Linked DNA regions of Homo sapiens: region 2 is linked to region 1. A link is a loop called in an ENCODE intact Hi-C map of the cell type or tissue named here. Cell type or tissue: gastrocnemius medialis. All regions are shown on one strand. Each heading gives the region's core, and the rest is flanking DNA. Links, peaks and the distances in the headings are about the cores only.

Region 1 (10,413 bases), core at 2,414-10,413:
TTCTAATGAAGTCGGTCGTGTGTGTCCTCTAGATAAGCTCACAATAAGGCCAGCAGGTTCCCATTTTGGTATGAGCCGGTGCCTCACCCCTTCTTATCTAAGCCACAAGGACACGGAGCTGGCACATGTCCTCAGAGTCCACACTGGGAGCTGCCCCGGGGACAAGAACCCCTACAAGTAGGAGCATTCAGACCTCTGGCTGGATTGGCGGATGTGGCCATGCAGTGCCTTCTGTCCAGGAGCCAATGGCACCCCCACTTCTGCCTTAAGCCCCCCGTGTGCCCACACTCCTCTGGTTACCATCTGCTTCAGAGGAAGTCAGGCCCCAGTCTAGCCAAGATGGTACTCCTCCTTCCTTTTCTTGGTGGTTGGTTTAGGTCTGAGCATTTAACCCCCCCTTTTTCATTTTTATTTTTTTTGAGACTGAGTCTTGCTCTGTCACCCAGGCTGGAGTGCAGTGGTGCGATCTCAGCTCACTGCAAACTCCGCCTCCTGGGTTCAAGTGGTTCTCCTCCCTCAGCCTCCCGAGAGTAGCTGGGATTACAGGTGCCCACCACCATACCCAGCTAATTTTTGTATTTTTAGTAGAGACGGGGTTTCAACATGTTGGCCATGCTGGTCTCGAACTCCTGACCTCAGGCAATCTGCCCGCCTTGGCCTTCCAAAATGCTGGGATTACAGGCATGAGGCACCATGCCCCAGCCTAACCCATTCTTTGACCAGTGAGATGCAAAGGAAAGTCTAGGGACTTCTGGGACAAATGTTCTCATTATTAAAGAGATCCACAGCAGGGGGCTTCCCTTCATTGCTGTTGCACTTGAAGGTTGGCAATGGGATGCCTCAGTGTGCCCTGGCTACCTTGTGATCAACCTGCTGAGGATGGCAGAGCAGAAAGTCAGGAAGAGCCAGTGCTCATGGTGACATGTGCTGCCAAGTTAATGACCCCGGGACTGTTCTACCTCTTGAGTTTTTAGTGTGTGAAATAACAAATTTCCTTGTTTTTAAACTCTCTTGAGGTTTTTTTTTTTTTTTGACTGGCAATTGAAAGCATATTAGTAGACACAGACAGGACCACAGAGGTCCAAGATGGGCCCCCATGTCTTCTGAGAGAGGTCTGAGCTCACTGAGAGAAGGGTAGGGTGGGGACAAGCCTTGGGATCGAAGGCCCTGCCTTGGAGCAGTTTGTCGTTCCATGCTATGACAAACCATGGGCAAGAAAACCTCTCTGAGCTGAAGTTTCCTTGGCTCAAAATGAGTATTGAGTGCATCACAGATGCTCAATAATCATCAGCTCTCTTCTCTTCAGGTATGCTTATCTTCCAGTTATTATTATTATTATTTTTTGAGACAGAGTCTCACTCTGTCGCCCAGGCTGGAGTGCAGTGGCATGATCTCGGCTCACTGCAAATTCCACCTCACAGGTTCAAGCAGTTCTCCTGCCTCAGCCTCCTGAGTAGCTGGGATTACAGGCGCCTACCACCATGCCCGGCTAATTTTTGTATTTTTAGTAGAGATGGGGTTTTACCACGTTGGCCAGGCTGGTCTGGAAGTCCTGACCTCAGGTGATCCACCTGCCTTGGCCTCCCAAAGTGCTGGGATTACAGGCATGAACCGCCACAACAGGCCTCTTCCAGTTACTTTTAATGGGACCAAGAGGTGCCAGGTACGGAGAGCTATTTAATGACATTTCAGTGCTGGGGAAATTTTACACAGAGACCATTCTAAGTCCTTTACCCACAGTTGCTCCAAGTACAAATCACGTCTCTAATGCCAGCACCAGTGTTGAGGGGGAGGCAAATACACCCAATTCTCAATTCTCCATGGTGATGAAGAATGTGGATAATTGAAAACAGCAGATAATCCCCGAACCTGCTTTGAGTCACTGACTTCCACCGCCTCCCCCATCATCACTTTTCTGGTGCAGCTGACAAAATGCCACATGCACGCACGTTTCTTCTCTCTCTTCTGGTGGATCACTTGGCAAAGCTGCTTATCCACTTCAAAACCGCCAAGTCTGGGGTGACAGGAGAAGCCAGGGGGCTGAACACCACCTCCCCAGCCAAGAACAGCCTGGAAGCTATACCACTGGGCTTGGCCTTGGAGTGGGTTCTGTCCATCCCTTAGGTTAGTTTGACTTTAATCCCTCCAAGCTCTTCAGGAGGTCAAAGACAAGAAGGCGCAGGATCCTGCAGGTGATAGTGAGCACCAGAGACACTGGGCTCCTGTCCTCAGATGGGCCCTGCCCAGGCCAGCCAGGGCGCAGCTAACTTCACGTGAGCCCAGAGCTCCTTCCTACATGCCACACATTCCTGGAAACCAGGGTGCCTCCCTCTCCCTTTCCTGAGCAATGGCTGGACTAAGGTTAATTGTATTCCTCGAATTTAAAGCTTTTAGAGTTCTGATCCAAGACCCCTTCTCGGTCCGTGAAACCCCTTCATATGAGAGGGATGAAAAGTGAGGAGAGAAGGAAATGAACCTTCATCAGGCACCTGCCTAGCACCATGCCAACCTCTTCACAACTACACTTCACAGGGAGAGCAGATCTTTTCAGCTAGAACTTGTCTAATCTGGAGTAGGAGATACTGGCTGCCTGCTTGTCTCTGGCAATCTGTTCTTCTGGACAATTTCTGCCTTGGTACCAGTACTACACAAATCAACTTCCTGCAGTCTCAGACCCAGGGTTCAGGTCTCTCAGGATTTCTTGCTATCTTGTCCTTTCTCTCTACGGCCAGAAGCTCGTTCGATCAGCTGAGATCCTTGGGTCTGAGGACACTGGATGACCCAAAACTTCTCCATTGGGCAAGGGGGAGTTGACAGCTTACTTGGCCCTAGTCAGGAGATGCAGAAGTGTGCGCCCTGCTGATCACAGTTAAAGCTCACACTGCTAGGAACTGCGGTAGTAAGATGTTAGGGGCTGCGAGGGCGGGCTCCCACCCTTTTTCCTTTTCCTTCTCTAGCCCTCCTGGTGGGCTCAGAAGCTTCTATAATGGAAGTAGCAAGAAGTAAGTAGGAAGCCACTGGCCTTTCTTACTCTCTGAGGCTCACATGTGCCAGTTCCTGGGGCTACCAGGAGGCTTAATCACTGGGTTTGCCGGAGGAGAAGATAGTGTGCTAAGAAAGGAGGATTAGCACTCGCCAGGTCTCCCAGGAGTTCCTGTGTTGGGCCACAGGGATTGCCACAGCAGCACTCTGTCATAAAATCGGCCCTGGGAACACAATTTCGGAAATAATCAGAGGAGGCGAGGTTTCTTAAATTGTAGGAAAAAGCTCCCTGGTTAGAATAATGGCTTCTATTTGGCATCCATTCTCTCTCAGATGTGCAGCCTCATCCATTCCCATTCTGAGGCGTGACTTTCAAACACCAGATGGGAAGAGAGCCAAGACGAGGGTGCTGGGCCTTGGAATCTGAAACTCAGTTATTTCATCCTGGGCAAGTCCCTAGGCCTCTCTGGGTCAGTTTTTCTTTGTAAATTGGGATGATAAAAACTGCCTCACTGAGAGAGACAGTGGTAGATTGAAGGATTTAGAGAAGCCTTCCATCCTGCCCTCCATCTCTCCCTTTCTCTTTATGTATAAATATATATATATGTGTCCACATGGATATACACATATACGTGTGTGTAGGTATCTATATGTATGTGTATGTATGTGTGTCTATATATACGTGTGTGTGTGTGTCTATATCTATCCCAAGGATCTCTGGGATGGAGGTGGGCTTCCCTAGTTCATTCACATTTCCTCCAGGGTTGATGCACGTGGCAGGGGGGATTCTCTGCTGGTGGTCAGGGTGGAGCAAATCTAACTTTGTCCTCCTCATGGCTATGCCCCAATGTCACCAGGCGTTAGGGTCTGCGTGAGACAAGCACAGCCTCCAGAAGGCAAACCCAGTGGCCACAGACATGTGGGGTGAATTGCAGGGCCTAGCGCACTTCCCTCTGTGCCCTCTCTATAAAGGTTTGTGTGGCCCTGCGGGCTCTGGAGGTGAGACCAACTTTGCTCTGCCCAGTAGCATGTGATCTTTGGTTTGGATGCTCCACATTGGACCTATGTCTGTGGCTGTGTAAAGTCTTGTGGCCTTGGTGACTTGGTCTGATGTGTAGGTGGGTAGGTGGGGTGTCACATGAATAGAGGTGACAATGCTCTGATTTCAAGGTGGGGAGCCCAACAGTGAAGGAAAAGTTCTGGTCTAATGGTGGGGACAGAACAGCAGTGACAGTGTCCTGATCCCCTGGAGAGGCTGCTCATGGAGGTGGTATGCCCTGGTCTCATGGCAGAGACCCTGGTAAGGAGCATGCTCTGTTTTCATGGTGGGGAGACTAGCAGTGGTGATAATGATCTGGTTTCCCAGTCGGGACAAACAAGGGGGCCTGTGTGGCAGTGGGGAGCCAGGGTGCTTCTGCCTCAAGGCAGCAGAGTGGCCAGGAATCCAGCTCAGAAAAGTCCTGGACCTGTGGTTCTCAAATTAGAGCAAAATGGCTGTCAAGGTCTTTCCTGCAGTCACTGCCCATGTACACAGCTGTGGCGCCTCTCCTCTCCCTCCTTTTCCACTCAGCATCCCACCTGAGAGACGCTGGCCACAGTGATTAGGTGTCCGATTTGATGGGGGGCCTGTTAAGACGCTATTGCTTTTCTAATTCTGGCTAAATCGACATTGGTTTTGTCAATCTACCTACATAGGTCAAGCTTGTTGCTTCCAATTTCAGGTGATTTCCATCTTGTCACTCTCTCTTTCCCTTCTCAGCCCATCTAATCCTTGGGTTCTCCAGCTGCCCAGTACTTCCTGTGCGGCAGCATCACTGCCTCTGAGGCTCGGCAATTAGAGACTTGGACTCCAGCAGGGAGGGCATCTTCGGATTATTACTGCGGAGGGAGAGCCCGACTGCGGTGTCCATAGCAACCCTCCGGCTGCCACCTTTCCCAGGAGCGAAGGGAGGCAAAACAAGGGCGGGAGGCAGGAGAGGGGCCTGGCCTTCTGCAGGATTCCTGTCAGAGGGCTGGGCACCCAGGTTGCAGCTCCTGACTGTGCCTGGTGGCTGTGCTGAGGGGAGAGGGGGCTTCTTCCCTCGTTTCACAGCAGCAACCGGGAGTGGAGCTGTGTTGGTGGATGCCCCATAGCAACCGAGAGATGATGGACCAGTTGAAGGGGACCATCGCGGAGGCCGGGCTCGAGTCCCGGCTTTGTGCCTGACTCACGAATGAGTACAGGCAAGTCCCCTCCCATCTCCGGAGGTCTTCTCTTGCTAATAGGGTGGTGGGCCTGGAGGCGCCTCTGGCATCCTGTCCAGCCCTCTCATTCAAAGGCTTTATGGTGCCCTCACCCGGGACAGACAACAGATGGTTTCTTCTTCCCCAATGGTGAAAAAACCCAAGGAAGCCTGGGAAATAAGAGCGACTTTTGCAAAATATTCACAGAAGTTGATTCTGGCACCAGATCCAGTCCCTGGGCCTCCATGGAAGGAAGCAGAAAGCTGAGGCCGGGGTTCAGATGCTGTCTGGGGGCTCCCTCGCATCTCCCAAGGTGCCTGGAGTGCGAAGCTATGTGCATACGCCACCAGCAGAGGCCGCCACACTCCTCACAAACCCGCCACAGGTTGCTCTGCCCCCATCCCCATGGGTGAGCACTGACCAGCTCGGACCGCAATCTCAGAGCCAGGGCGGGGCGGGGATCTGCTACTGGCCACCTGGGGTCCAGGGAGGGGCTGGCTCAGGGGGCTGTGGCCTCAACTGCCAGCCGGCCCTGCTCGTCCCTCACTGCCCTCCCTGTGGGAGAGACATCCATCCAGGCCCACGAGACACTGGCCGCCTTCTTCCCTGCTAGGAATCCATGGCTGCTCCGGTCTGGGCCCTCCCTTGGGCTGCTGCTCAGGTGCCTGTTCTGCATTTGGGAAACTGTTAGAGTTTTTTTTTTTTTAAATTATTATTATACTTTAAGTTTTAGGGTACATGTGTACAACGTGCAGGTTTGTTACATATGTATACATGTGCCATGTTGGTGTGCTGCACCCATTAATTCGTCATTTAGCATTAGGTATATCTCCTAATGGTATCTCTCCCCTCTCCCCGGAAACTGTTAGAGTTTTTATTTTCTGTGAGTCGTTTGAGACTGGGGCCAGGAAGCTGATTTATTCAGCAAATCTGAATTGAGAACATGCTCTATGACAGGCCCTGTTTTGGGCACTGGGGTTATAGCAGTGAATAAAATAGACGCAAATCCCACCCTGTGGAGCCAAGTCTCCAGTGGGGGTGGGTGTCATCACCTACACCACAGTGTGGGGCTGGGCAGGACACACGCACCCAGGATGGCAAGTGATGGCTCTCTCTACCGAGTCGGCCCCATGCAGACAGTGGACCTACCCAGACTCTGGGGCCGAGGCTTCCATGCTGAGCCCTTGTCAGTCAGGGGTCTGCACAGACCCCTCTCTTGTACTGGCCAGTGCACGTCGGCAGCACTTCACCGTGTGCAAAGTATGCACCTCCACTGGCTCCCTGTGAGCCCGGCAGGCATCTTGGTGACAGAATGTTGGCAACCTGTGCCCATTTCCCATGCCTTCTTTCCAGACACGGTATCAGCACCTTCCATTCGACCTTTGACTCCCTCAAGTAAATAAACGTTCCCATCCGGACTGACTCATCTGGTTAGAACAACAAGTTCCTACACCAAAGCCTCAGAGAAGGGGTCAGGAGACACATTTTAAAATGTATCTCAGTTTTCACAAGACAACTGTGCAGGAGGTGTGAACGATCCCAGTTTCACAGGCTCAGAGGGGCGCACCTTGCTCGTCATGGTCCCTGGCAGGAAAATGGCAACTCGGAATCAGATGGACCGATTCCCAGCCCAAGACTGCTCTGGTGCCTGGCCTGGCCTGGCCACTCCACTGTCTTCTCTCCATGTTAGGGCCATCCTGGCCTCTGCAGAGTTTTAGAAGCAGAATCACCAACCTTTGTCCAGACAGATCTCCATGGAGCTGCTCTTTTGAAACCTTTTCCCACTCCTGTTGTTAGAGGGGGTTTCATGGAGGACCTGGGTGGGAGTGGTGGGCAGGAGGGATACTTTCTCTGGAAAGCAATGAAGTTCAGTAGCAGAGGCTGAGTGGAGAGGTTGTGACCTCTCAGAGCGCATAGACCTGTGTGGCTCATGGCTTGGACTCTCCCCTCCCACTGTGAACAAGAGCAGGCCAGTTAACCTTCTCTGAAATTTGACTCAGTTTCTTCATCTATAGAATGGGCATACTAACTTTACTCCCTGGCGTGTTGGAACCATGAATGCCCACAGTTGGCCCTCAGTAAATGCTCCAAGTGTAGGGAGTCAGGCCGTATGTCCCCTTTACCTTGACACTCAGATGATGCAAAAGAGCTCCAGTTTTTCTTTAGCAAAGCAGAGTATGGGGAGGAGCCTGTGTGAAGCTGAAGACTCCTTGGCACCCATAGGTGGCTGAGAGTTGTTGGTGCGTGGCCAGGGGACAGGTGACATGCTGTAGTCCTACCTTGCTCCTCAGATCATGGCTTGCAGGGGCAGGGGTTAGGTGGGCATTCATTATAAGAGGCTTCACCCAGGGTCTAGACATCCAGGGACTCTCAGGAAAGAAGTGTGGACAGAAGGCCTACACTTACCAGTTGGCATTCCTGGTGGCCAGCCGGGCAAGTAAGGGGCAAGTAATGTGTCCTGGGTCAAAGTGCCCAAACTCTCAGTCAGGCTAAACTCACTCACCCTCTTACCTGCTTATGTATTCAACACACAATTTGGGTGCAGCGTGAAGTGCAGTGTTTTGTGTGTGTGTGTGTTTTCCAATTTATACCATAAGCTCCTGTCACCAAGGAGCTTATGGTGTCAATTAAAATCAGGGAAATTAGCCAGGCGTGGTGGCGGGCGCCTGCAATCCCAGCTGCCCGGGAGGCTGAGGCATGAGAATCGCTTGAACCTGGGAGGCGGAGGTTGCAGTGAGCCAAGACTGAGATCGCGTCACTGCACTCCAGCCTGGGCAACAGATTCTCTCTCTCTCTCTCTGTATATATATATGATAAAATCAGGGGAGAGAAGACATATATCTATAGACAACACCAGTACAAAGCAAGAGGTGAACAGTGTCCCCAGAGAGATACAATAAAGTGCCAAGGGAATTCGGAAGAGGGAGATAATGTCAAATTGAGGGAGGAGAGGAGGGGAGGTCAGGGAAAGCTCTGGGCAGGGGTGGCACTTGTGCTGCTCCCTAAATTCTCACAGGACAGGACACAGAGCAAGAGGTGGGCTGGAAGGGCTTTCCAGGCAGAATGGATGGGAAAGAGCACAGACAGACCCAGGTTCAAATCCATGCCTAACTGGTGACCTTGAGCAAACTACTGAAACCTTTCTAAACTCTAGTTCATGGGAGTAAGAGTGGCAACGATGAGGCAATAGAACCTCCCCAGCCAGCCTTCCAGGGCTGCCAAGAGTTGCAAATGAAATATTTTACATAAAAGCAGTTGGAAAACTATAAAGTGCTCTGCAAACACAGGATTTGTTTTTATTATTGGAGCATTAATTAATCCAGTAATGAAGCTCCTAGATAAGAACACAGTAATGACTGAACCCACATGGGCTAATGAGCTGTTCAGCCTAAAGCTGTCCAACCATTCAGAGTCTGAGAAAGGGGGTGGTTAATCTTTATGACCCTATCCTTACCAGGTTAAGGGTATCCCTCCAACACCACTGGCTTTTCTAGAAAACCTGCCATTATCTGTCATTTGTGTCTAAACTCCCTCCATCCATCCATCCATCATCCATACATCCATACATCCACCCATCTATCCTCCCATTCATCCGTCCGTTCATCCATCCATCCATCCACCCACCTATCCACCCATCCACACGTCCATCTGTCCATCCATCCTACTATCCATCTGTCTAATAAATCTTTTTTTTTTTTTGTGATGGAGTCTTGCTCTGTTGCCTAGGCTGGAGTGCAGTGGTATGGTCTTGGCTCATTGCAACCTCCGCCTCCTGGGTTCAAGCAATTCTCCTGCCTCAGCCTCCTGAGTAGCTGGGATTACAGGCGCTCGCCACCACGCCCAGCTAATTTTTGTATGTTTTTTTTTAGTAGAGACGGGGTTTCACCATGTTGGCCAGGCTGGTCTTGAACTCTTGACCTTGTGATCGGCCTCCCAAAGTGCTGGGATTACAGGCGTGAGCCACCAGGTCCGACCAATAAATCTTTAATGAGTAATTCATAGCCAGGCACCGTGATCAGTGTTGGGGATACTGAAAAAATTTAGAGCCCTTTTATGCAGGTCACAGCCTGTGGGAAAGACAGCCATATAAACCATGAACCACTACTTTTCTTAAACCTATTTTCAGTTAGTTCTACCTTTTGGGGATAACAAGGTCTACAGACAATAGATTATGGAATTTTAAAGCTGAGTGATCTTAGAAATCATCTTTTTTATCTCACTATTTTACGGATGAGGAAATTGTGTTTATGATTTGTTGTGAAAAGTACTGTGACTTTCCCTTACTTGCCTTCAAATGACCTCATCCAGGTTTCAAGTTTAGTCAGTTCGATTAATCTTTACTAAGCATCTATTGTAAGCGGCTCTTCGGAAGAGCTGCAGTACAGCTGTGAAGAAGACATCATCCCTGCCCTCAAGGAGGTCATGGTCTATGGGCAAAGGACACATATGGAGATAACAGCTGTGTTGCTCCGTAGAGGCCCTGTTAGCACAGGGCACTGAAAATACAGAAGGAGCTCCTGATTTGGGTTTGGGGAGTTCAGGGGAAGCTTCTCAGAAAGAAGACCTTTGAGCCATGTCTTGAAAGGCAAAGAGAAATGTGTTAGATGGAAATCTGGGGGAAGGGCATGCCAGGCAGAGGGCATGGAGATGTGAAATAGCATGACTTACGGGAGAGCTACAATAGGTCGGTGATGCTGGGGCTTAAGGAGGAAGGTGGTGAGGAATGAGCCTGGAAAGGAGGGCAGAAACCGAGTGCCAGTACACTTGATGTGGAGCCAGTATGGCCAAAGGCCACCCCTACTTTCCTTGTCTGCTCTTCCTGTCTCTCTGAGGTAAGAAGCTCCTCCACACCCCCGTTTGCAGACTAAAGAGGCCTAATTTGTCAGCCTGTCATCTTAGGGCAGCATAAGGAGTTGCTCCCCATTCCTTAAGGTGTGGCTTAAGTCCCACCACCTCCAGGAAGCCACCCTTGACAACCCTCTGCCTTCAATGAACTCTACTGTCTCGCCCACACTTTGGGATCTGCATTGCTGTTTTTTGTCACCCCATGTAAGTATAACTTGTCTCTACAGTGAGACTTTAAGTTCCTGAGGGTTGGGTGTGTGAGTCACATGGTAATGTTTAATAAACACCAGTAAGAATGAATCCTTTAAATTTGGGTTTCAGGACATATGGCGAGGGTTTGTCAAAAGGTTGGACAGGCCTGGG
Region 2 (10,728 bases), core at 1,836-9,835, 180 kb after region 1:
AAAAGAACATTATTCCAAGAGTAGAGGAATAATTCTACCCTAAATTCTATCAAGCCATTTCAGAAGAGATTTTAAAAGCCATCACTCCTTTAGTAGCTCTGCAAAGCCAGTTTAATAAAAGTTCAGGCTCTTTCTATATAAATTCAAAGGCCTCATTACATAAATTATATAAGTCTCAAACCTAGCCAACCAGTTTTCCTTTGACAATGTCAGAATTGGACATAAGAAAGAGTCCTGTTTTCCTGTAACTTAAAATACTCAAAATCCTAGGCATTCTGAGTTTCTCCATGTACGTGAAACCGGGGTCGGCTTTCCAAACTACACAAGGCCCAACAAGAGTCCAGTGTGCAGATGTGCTTTTCTAAATTGGCAATACCCTTGAGGGAGCAAGGTTCCCACATGTTTATCAAGGACATGGAGCCCAGCTCCTAAGGGAGTGATGGGAGGAGCCGGCAGGACATGAACAGCCAGAGCCAGCAAAGAGCCGGGCTGCCTTTTCTGCTAGCTTCCTCTAGCTGGGAGGAAATAAAGGGTTCCCGTTGAGATATTGTCCTTTATAGCAAAATTAAGCAACTCATGGAATCTACACCCCTCTTTCTCTACAGAGCAGCTGAGACATACATGTAGAAGTTCTCAGTTCCCTCCTTCATATGGCTAAGGCACTACTTCTAGATGAAAACAGGATGTGTTCGGTTACAGAATAAAGATTTTCTAGAATCAGTGAGCCTCTTCTCACCTGGGACCCTCACTTGCTGTTGTTGCTTTGGTGCAATATTGTACAGGTGCAAACCAGGTTGCATCGGGGCAGATTAACTGAGCCTATGTGTCTCTTCCCTTCCCAAGCCCTGAAAATTCACATAGATTTACAGATAGTGCAAAACAACAAGTTTTCTCCTGGGAAAAGGCTGGAATCCTTCAAATTTCAATTTATATGAGCTTAAAGGTATATAAGTCATGGGGCTCACTGACATTAGGTATTCATGCTGTTTGAAAGAGAAATGTCTAAATGCCCGTTTTCAGTCTGTTTGTGTAGCTGAGCCCTAACTTGTACACAAGTTTTCTTGTTATGGAGCTAAATTCTCTCAGTGCCTGTATTACTCCTCAGTTATATGTTAGGCCGAGCTCCACTAAAGCCATCTGAACTCCAGGGCACTTGTTTTTATCAGGTTACTTACTCACCGGATAATGGAAATTGGCTTATTTTCAATTTTACAATTGACTGATGAATGTATTGGTGGTAATTGATTTATTTCTTCACTTTTTTTTGCTACTAAATGATTTTTTCTTTTTTAAAATTATTATTATTATTATTTTGAGATGGAGTCTCACTCTGTCGCCCAGGCTGGAGTGCAGTGGCGCCATCTCAGCTCACTGCAAGCTCTGCCTCCTGGGTTCATGCAATTCTCCTGCCTCAGCCTCCCGAGTAGCTGGGATTACAGGTGCGTGCCACCACGACCAGCTAATTTTTTTGTATTTTTAGTAGAGACAGGGTTTCATCATGTTAACCAGGATGGTCTCGATCTCCTGACCTCGTGATCCACCTGCCTGGGCCTCCCAAAGTGAGCCACTGTGCCTGGCCCAGTAAGTGCTTTTTTCTTTTGGTTTTTCCTTCTAACACTGCTCAGACCAAGACTTACATTTATAAAGAGCAAATATATTCTGACCTTTCCCCTCAAAGTTGTATTCCATCTAGAATCAAGGAAACAAATGCAAATTCATCATTTGGGGAAAGCAGACCTCTTGACAGTAATTCAAGTCCATGGCTATATGCTAACCCTTGCTACTCAAAGTGTGGTCCACAGACCAGCAGCGTTAGCATCATCTGTAAGCTTGTTAGAAATGCAGAATCTCAGGCCCCACATCAAACCTTCTTCATCAGAATTGGCCTTTTAACAAATCCCCAGGTGACCTGTATGCACCAGAAATATTGATAAGCACTGGCCTCACCTCACCGTAGTGATAACTAACCTCGTTAATAATTAGAGAATGAAGCTATCTCTTCCTTGAGTCTCATTTACAGAATTATTTGAAGATGTGAAGGTCCTGAATGATCATAAGGATTAAAAAAATGCATCTTTAAATTCCACTTGAGGTTATATAACTTGGATGGTCTACATCAAACATAATAAAGTCAATAAGAGATAGTCTTTTTCCGGTCTTACCTAAATAGCACTCCATATCCTTGAGCCACCTCAAAGCCCCCATTTTTAAGTTTTAGTCTTTTTTTTTTTAGACCAGACTAGCAAAGCCATCAGAATATCAGGTGGAACCTCAGGGCAGGTCCTCTGGAAGGCTACAGGAGTCTCTGCTTAGCATAGTACAGAAATTGTTGTGTTTCTCGATCCTTGTGTTCTTCCCTTGAGGAACTCAGCATCTCACCAGTAAGAACTCCCCTCCCCTAGAGGAAAATAGCAAGAGAAGTTAGTTTAACCATCTAGAAACATTGCTAATCTCCTTGAAAGCCAATTCTCTTACTCATTGCACCAACAAGAAACACTCCAAGGTGGGCAAGGAAAGACGTGAATTCTGATATTGGCGCCATAACTCGATATGTACCCAGAAACAGTTATGTTCTAAATTAATGGCTTTAACCTGTTCATTGTAAAAAGTGCCTTGGACTTCAATCTAAAGAGGTCAGTATAAATATGTATGTGTGTGTGTGACGTGTATGTAGGCAAATATTTACAGATTTATACATACATAGGTGCACACACATATACCCGCACATTCATATATAATATATACATACATATATAAATGCTTCATAATATATCATATTGCTATTCACAGCTCCATTTCTTTTGTCTGGTCCTATGTTTATTTGTTTAGTGAGACCTTTACATAGAGAGGTTCTATTCGGAACATTGATGTATTTTTTGTTTGTTTTTTACTTTTTATTAAAAAGGTAAAGGATATTAAAAAAAAAAAAAAAAGTCAAGTGCCTGAAGGTTTTGAATGGAGTTACGGTAAACTTTCTCAGGTCACCAAAGAGGAAACATTTTTCCTTTGGAAAACATTTTTCTGTTTCAGTGACTTTGTTTTCCCTTGGTGGTAATGCATAAATAAGAGTGGTTAAAGTGATTTTGTAAGTTTTATTTCAATCCATTTCTGTGGTTCCCATAAGGCAATAGCTAAAAATTTGTTCAGTCTAGTGCCCAGTTTTCTCCACACATCAGCATCAGAAGGGCCCGGTCTTCACATGCTCTGTGTGGTTTTGTTCGCGTTGTTACTGTGTTCCTTACTAAGGAAAGGCAAATGAAATTGCAGGGGCTGGAGCTTAGACCAGCTCCAAATATGGCTTCCTTTTGGTAACACACACAGAAGGTGGACTAGTGGGAAGTCTCTCTCCCTGAAGCAGGTGGGAACCTGTGTCTTAGAAGGCAGAGGAGTCCCAGTGAACTCTCCACAGCTCCATGGGCCCTGCCTGTCTACAGTTATACAACTGCCTGTATGAGTCAGCCTTTCTCTACCTTAGCCAAAGGTCTTCTCTTTCTGTGGTGTGACAGCTTGTAATGAACCAACTTGCTCTGGTTAGAAGTCCCTAGAGCTCCAGGAAGAGTCGCCAGGTTTCCATTGCTGTGCTCAAAGCTCAAGGACACATTATACTTCTTTAAACCAACTAAATCTCTCTAGCTCCCTGCCCCCATGGTGACACTTTCATAATAGGCAGGGCCAAGTCAGAGAGGTCATGCCCTGTATACAGTGTCAATCAGAAGAGACACTGCAAAATGTCAGAGGTGACCAGAAAGACAACAGATCTCTCCAGCTGTCCTCACAGCTGCAGGCACATTTGTGGAATTGTGAGTAGGAAGGCTTGGCAGCCAGGGGATGGGAAATGAATTTCCCCAAGTTGAAAACCCTGTACCCTTACTTTCCTTCCCATAAATTTTTCTGTAGTTCTAGGTAAATAATAATAATAATAAAAATGCAAATTAGGTGCTTTAGAAGGAGTATGTAATATCTGGGACTTTTTCTAAGTTGGTAGACCTAAAAAATGTTTTCAAAAATATATCTAGCTGCATTTCTACTGCTGTCATTCCTTAAAGCTCTTCCTCCAAAAACTCCATATGAATGAATACATTTACCAACTCAGTGATTACTAAATAATAGTACTTTATACTTATACACAGTAATACCTTTCATCTAAGGATCTCAAATGCCAATATATTAGTCATCACCCTGTAAGGTGGATGACATATTATTCCCATTATTCCAATGGGAAAATTGGGCCATAGAAAACTGAGGAGCAAATGACTCATCTACAGGAATTAAATGGAAAAAACAGGCTAGGATTTCTCAGCACACTTTAGGAGTGAATGAAAACTTACAGGCTTCAGTTCTACTGCTGGCCACCATTGGATTTGTAAGATCCAGGATGTGTATTGACCACATGTGTCCAGACCCAGGCTTAGGGCATCTGGAATGAGAGTGGTGGGCTGGTGTGTGGGTCTGAGGATCTGGATGGGAGACTGCATTTTCTTCTCTGTGCAAAATATGGAAGTGTGACCTTGAAGGTGGGCTTAGTCTATGGCCTTCCCCACTCCTGCTTGAACTGAAGCTGGAGAGAATGGGCATTTTTAAATGTTACGGCATATGCTAATATAATATTATGGCATTAAATAAAAACAAGAAGAGAACTGACTAAAACCAAAAAACCAAAAATGCAAGTGACTGATTTCCTTTAATTTTATCTTCTTCTTTCCCTACATGTATAGTTGTGAAAGCAAGATTTTTTAAAAGAGGAAATCTTAATTTAGATCGGAAACAGCGTCCCCTGGAAAAGGTTGCTTCTTTAAGCAAGGCCAGAACTGCCGTGGTTTTCATGGTAGTGTTGACTCAGGAGATTGGCCCCCCCAACATGGAGACACATGGAAGGCCTTAATACCAAACCCAGTTTTAACCACCCAGAGAGAGTGAGAGCCGCTCCTAAGGTGAATGGCTGTTCATCAACGAGAATATCTAGACACACTGATGTGTGATACGGCAAACTTGCAACTATGTTCAAGTAAAGTATCGGGCAGTTCCACACAGCACTCCTTCCATTTAGCTGAGCAGAGGGTCTCAGTAGACTCATCTCTGAAGCTTTTGAAAACCCCAAGCCAGGCTTCTCAACCCATGGAGACTCAGAAGCAGAGTATGGGTGACACCTGGGCATGTCCCTGAGGCACCACAGGTCGTTCTAAGGGGTGCCCCAAGTTGAGCACCACTGATCCAGAGCTTGCTGAAGTGAGGCCACCGGTGCCTAGTCTGGCACAGCCCTCCTCAGGATCTCTCCCCTCCCCCTAGTTGGTGAGGAGACGGGAAGAGAAGAGAGTAGGAGGGGGCAAGGTTTTTATAAAGATGGTGATTTACTCGAAGCTTGATTCCTTTTCATCTTGCCCTCATGTCTCTTCAGTCCTGGCCCCATGAGACTGTGCTGATCTGCATGCTGGCTCTACGTGTATTGGCAAACAATGCTGCCAGGTTACTCTTCCCTCACATGGTATTTCTCTGGCTGGCTGCTGCTTTCTCCTGGCACACAGTCTGTCTGGGTGTAATGTCTTTCTTTGGCCTTAGCTCTGGGTGAAGATTGAGGGAGGGCTATTCTGACATTTTTCACTAGACGAAAAAAGTTAAAATTAAACATAACACATTGTCCTTGCTAGCAGGTAACTCACTAAACCTAACGCACAAAAATTGGGTAACCTGCTATGTTATACGCATTGATCTTTTCCAAACTATATCTAACCACTAGATAAAATGTTGTCTCCTATTATAAAGAAAATTTGATCCATTATTACATCATGCATAACTGTGGAAGCTGGAAAAACAAGACATTAGAACTCAAAGGTGGGCCCAGTTTTCCAAAATGGACAATTCTGCTAATTCAGAATTCAGGAGACTCTGAGTAAGAACACCCCCTGCAGACCAACGGGAATAGGGCAATCTGAGGGAAAAAGAAATGTCACTTGGCATCCAGGAAAAGGCTCATCTGTATGGCTGTCAAAAACAAGGTGCTGGCACTGTATGCGGATGCAGATGAGAAGGCAGGCCATGCCTGTTAGAGACATTCATCTAGGTCATGGCCCTTGCCTTACACATAGGAGACAGAGATTCAAGAGAAGTGATTTGCCTGGAATCAAATGGAGAATTATGGGCAGAAAGTAAACTGGAACCTTTTCATGCCACATTGAGAATGCCTTCTGGGCTGATGTGGTAAATTGAGGCCTGCCCATAGCCTCTCCATGCTCTTTCTTGATTCATCCTCATAAAGTAGTTGGTTATCCATTTTGCAAATGTTTGCTAAGAAGAAAAGCCCCTGCTTCTCAACACACGCATACACCGCTAATGCATACACCGCATTAGCAATATCTCAAAGAAAACAAAGATATGCATATTGCGACTGGTTAAAATAATTCATAGTGCATTTTATATTCCAGAGGCATTGATCATTTTCAAAGTTATCTGCCTTTAGTTTAAAGAATTTACAGCTAATACTTGCAAAGCTACAAGAACCCCCACTGGTCAGGAAACATTAAATTCGATTATTAAAATGATGTGATTTTATATCCAGCATTACAGTGGATTATGCTAATGATGGTCAAGGTTATTAATCTTCATTGCCGTCACCACTGCAAATAATACATGAAGATTAGCCAAAATTAACTTAATCTGCTTGTAGCATGAATTTGAAATTTACACTTTATTTTTTCTGAGAACAAGTCACACTTAATAGCCTCTCTTAAAATGCATTCCTCCCCCCCGGAAAACCAAAGGTGGAAAACACGCATGCAATACCTGAGGGCGATTTCCTCTTCACCTAGGTAAAACGCTTTTCCAAACCTCTTCTGCTTCCTACTTTCAAACACTGGGGTATCACTTAAAAGCAATCAAGTACTTCTCAAGAAAGAATGCATACAGTAATGGGGCACCCACATCCCAGTCACTCATCAAGGGAAATGTCAGGTCTTCTGTAAGTGCCTGTAAGCTGTGATTCAATTGCCCTTTCTTAGAACACCCTCCTCACCTCCCACCTCTTGGAATGAGAAGGTAGATACATAACTCATCCTAAACTTCAGAATTTGGGAATCTTAACAAATTTACCCTTAGGATTTCCTACAGACTTTTTTCAATAATAACAATGCAATGTTTACTTGATTCACAAATTTGGGAACATAGGACCCTGTTTGGTGGCAGTTTAATTGAGAAAATGCTCGACGAGTATGGTCAGATCATCAATAAGAGGAACTGACATTCTCAGTTCTGTACTTGGAAATAAGATGTGAGAAAACTGTAGAGGACATTTATTCACTATCTCTAGAGCACCCATTCCCCAATTCTCTGCCAACAGCATGCAGAGTTTTCTTTAGTGAATTTGCCCTTCTCCCATCCCAACTATGCACTTGGGTGGGGTTAATACAACTTCCAGACCTCTGGTGGGCCATGGCAGGCTTAAGACAATCAGAGTACCTCATCACCCTAGCCAACGGATGGGCACAGGGCCCAAATCAGGCCAATGGGAGCAAGTGAACCCCAGAGCCCAGGGCTTGAGCCAGAGCAACCAGAAAAGACCCTCTACCCCAGGAGGGTGAGGTGCTGCTTGATCAGGAGCTGCTGCAACCCTTTTGTTTGATGAGGGGAGAGGGAGGAGTTGACAGAGGGCCACCATGTGGAACATGAGGATGAAGACCACCAAAGGCAGAGGGGAGAGGAGAGAAATGGGGACATTATGTGGCATAATAAGAAATATATTTTGGGTCTTTGTCCCTTGTTCCTGGCACAGAGCTCCTAAATCCCATGGGATTTCCTGGATGATAGGACCCACTTCTTGTTATAATGAGGTGACTCTTGCTGGGCTCCTGGATAGCTCCAAAATTGGAGCTGGTCACCAGAAAGACCAAGCTCTGATTAGAAACCTGGAACCTTCAGCCTAGCTAACATGGTGAAACCCCATCTCTACTAAAACTACAAAAATTAGCCGGGCATGGTGGTGCATGCCTGTAATCCCAGCTAGTCAGGAGGCCAAAGCAAAAGAATTGCTTGAACTCAGGAGGCGAAGGATGCAGTGAGCTAAGGTCGCACCACTGCACTCTAGCCTGGGCAACAGAGCGAGGCTCTATCTCAAAAAAAAAAAAAAAAAATTGATCATGCCTATGTGATGAAACCTCCATAAAAACCCTTAGACAAAAGAGTCTAGAGAACTTCCAGGTTGGTGAACACATCCATGTGCCAAGAGGGTGGCATACCCCAGCTCAATGGGATAGAAGCTTCTGTGCCTGGGACCCTTCTGGGTCTTGCCCTATATGCCTCTTCTCCTGGCTATTAATTTATATCCTTTAAAACAAATCCATAAACATAAGTAAAACATGTTCCTGAGTTCTGTGAGCCATTCTAGAAAATTGTTGAACCTGAGGAGGGAGTTGTGAGAACCCCTAATTTATAGCCAGTCAGTCAGGAGTATGAGAGGCCAGGACTTGTGACTGGCATCTGAAGTGGAGGGCAGACTTTGAGTCCTTCACCTACGGGGTCCGTGCTAACTCCAGATAGTTAGTGTCACAATTGAATTGAATTGTTGAACGCCTGTTCTTCTCTGGAGACTCAGAGAATTGGTCGTTGATGTTGGAGAACACCCCCCCTTGGTAATATCCTTGGAGCCACTGAATCTCCTAATTACCTGAACCAGTAACTTTGCTTTATATTGCAACCATTTGGAGATGAATTTTCTGTCATATCCAACATAAAGAGTCCTGGTGGAGAAGAACCAACCTCCTGGGCACACATCAAATCTCCCAGAGGAGTGACCAGAATGAGAATTAAAGAGAAATGCCATTTCAATAGTTCTGACATTTAAAAAGTTTAAAACACAAAAATTAAGTAGGATAACAAGAAAATGTGGAATGTCAAAATTGACTTTAGAGTGTACTTTGACCACTAAGTTAGCAGAGTGATGGAGAAAGAAAGAACCACAGCAAGAGATTCTGTTAAATGAACCAATGTGGTTTGGGGGAAAAAAAAAAAAAAGACTAAAGCAGAAAATGATCTATCAGTCAGGAAGGGGTGATGAGTGGAATAAAAGTGACCTAAGATCTTAGTATATGTCTTTATCTATTTTTTGCTGCTATAACAGAATACCTGAGACTGGGTAATTTATAATGAACAAAAATTTATTGGCACACAGTTCTGGAGACTAGGAAGTCCAAGATTGAGGGGTCAGCATCTTTTAAGGGCCTTCTTCCTCCATCATCCCATAGATGGAAGATGGAAGAGCAAGAGAGAGCACAAGAGTGAACTTGCAGCCTCAAGCTCTTTTAATAGTTGGCATTATTCCAGTCATGAGAGCTTTGCCATAATAACCTAAAATATCCCCGTAGACCCACCTCCCAACACTATTGCATTGGGGGTTAGGTTTCTACACATGCTTTTGGGGAGACACATTCAGACCGTAGTAGTATTGTTTGGAAGGAAGGTAAATATTGATAACTTCAGAGTTTGACCATTTAAATTACAATCAATAATATAATTAAAACAGAGCCTACAACTTTCAAACTAGTAGAGTTTGAAAAATAGAGAAAAAAAATCAATTCAAAAGAAGGTTAGAAAGGATGGGAAAACACGTAAAAGAACAAATTGGAAGGATGAAACAAAATGGTATAAATATATCCAAATATTTCGATAATCGCAATGAAAGTTATGGACTCCAGGCAAAAGAAAAAGATTGTCAGACCAAATGTTTTAAATTATTCAAATAAATGCTATTTACAAGAAACACATTTAAAGCATAGCATAAAGAAAAATTGAAAGTGTGAATTTTTAAAAGATTCAAGTATATTTTAATCAAAAAAATATGGGTATAGCTAATAAATACTGGGCGGTAGGGGGAGGCTTTAATGTAAAAAGCACTGAGTTCTCCAAGAAAAGATAACAATTTAAAGTATATAGAATACACTTAATAATATGGCCTTAAAATATATAAAGCAAACATTTACAGAACTACAACAAAACAGACAAACCTACAACCATAGCAGGAAAATTTAATACATCTTTCTGAGGAAGTAGTTGATCAAGTAGACAAAATAAAAATCTAAAAAGATATAGAAAAATTGAATGACATAATCAAATCTGTAGGATACACTTTTTCCTTGTACATTGAATATTAATGAAACTTGACCACATAATGGACACTAAAGCAAGTTCAACACATTTTTTTTTTTTTGAGACAGAGTCTTGCTCTGTCGCCCAGGCTGGAGTGCAGTGGCGCGATCTCGGCTCACTGAAAGCTGCGCCTCACCGGTTCACGCCATTCTTGCCTCAGCCTCCCGAGTAGCTGGGACTACAGGCGCCCACCACCACGCCCGGCTAATTTTTTGTATTTTTTAGTGGAGACAGGGTTTCACCATGTTAGCTAGGATGGTCTCAACCTCCTGACCTCGTGATCCCCCCTCCTCGGACTTCCAAAGTGCTGGGATTACAGGTGTGGGCCACCGTGCCGGCCAAGTTCAACACGTTTTAAAGGAATGGTACCATACAAACAAAATTCTCTGACTTCAGTGTAATATATACCAAAGTTCAGGCCGGGCGCAGTGGCTCACACCTGTAATCCCAGCACTTTGGGAAGTTGAGACAGGTGGATCACTTAAGGTCAGGAGTTTGAGACCAGCCTGGCCAACATGGTGAAACCCTGTGTCTACTAAAAATACAAAAATTAGCCAGGAGTGGTGGTGCCCACCTGTAATCCCAGCTACTAGGGAG

What was found. A loop is a pair of places that touch in the nucleus more often than their neighbours do. Peaks named below come from ENCODE experiments on the same cell type or tissue, not always from the same donor. Only the 100,000 strongest peaks of a DNase experiment are listed, where the experiment ranks them.
Region 2: a loop joins it to region 1, with 2.6 times the contacts of the local background. A loop is called at or near these places in 3 of 110 quality-filtered maps.

What each region holds. Positions count from the first base shown.
Region 1 is chr1:154,873,817-154,884,229 of GRCh38, reverse strand. No RefSeq gene overlaps it. Among named protein-coding and RNA genes, the nearest start is that of KCNN3, 8.7 kb to the right of the region's middle. RefSeq lists enhancers at 5,300-5,349, 5,149-5,733, 6,319-6,904. In gastrocnemius medialis, for the core only: CTCF peaks have their summits at 5,353 and 5,553 (motif pointing right); a DNase peak (open chromatin) is centred at 5,569; H3K27ac peaks cover 1,639 bases.
Region 2 is chr1:154,691,389-154,702,116 of GRCh38, reverse strand. KCNN3 (potassium calcium-activated channel subfamily N member 3) reads left to right here. Exons shown (of 8, transcript NM_002249.6): 8 at 1-4,662. Among named protein-coding and RNA genes, the nearest start is that of ADAR, 89 kb to the right of the region's middle. In gastrocnemius medialis, for the core only: no CTCF peak of the experiment used is centred there; DNase peaks (open chromatin) are centred at 3,476 and 5,476; H3K27ac peaks cover 2,526 bases.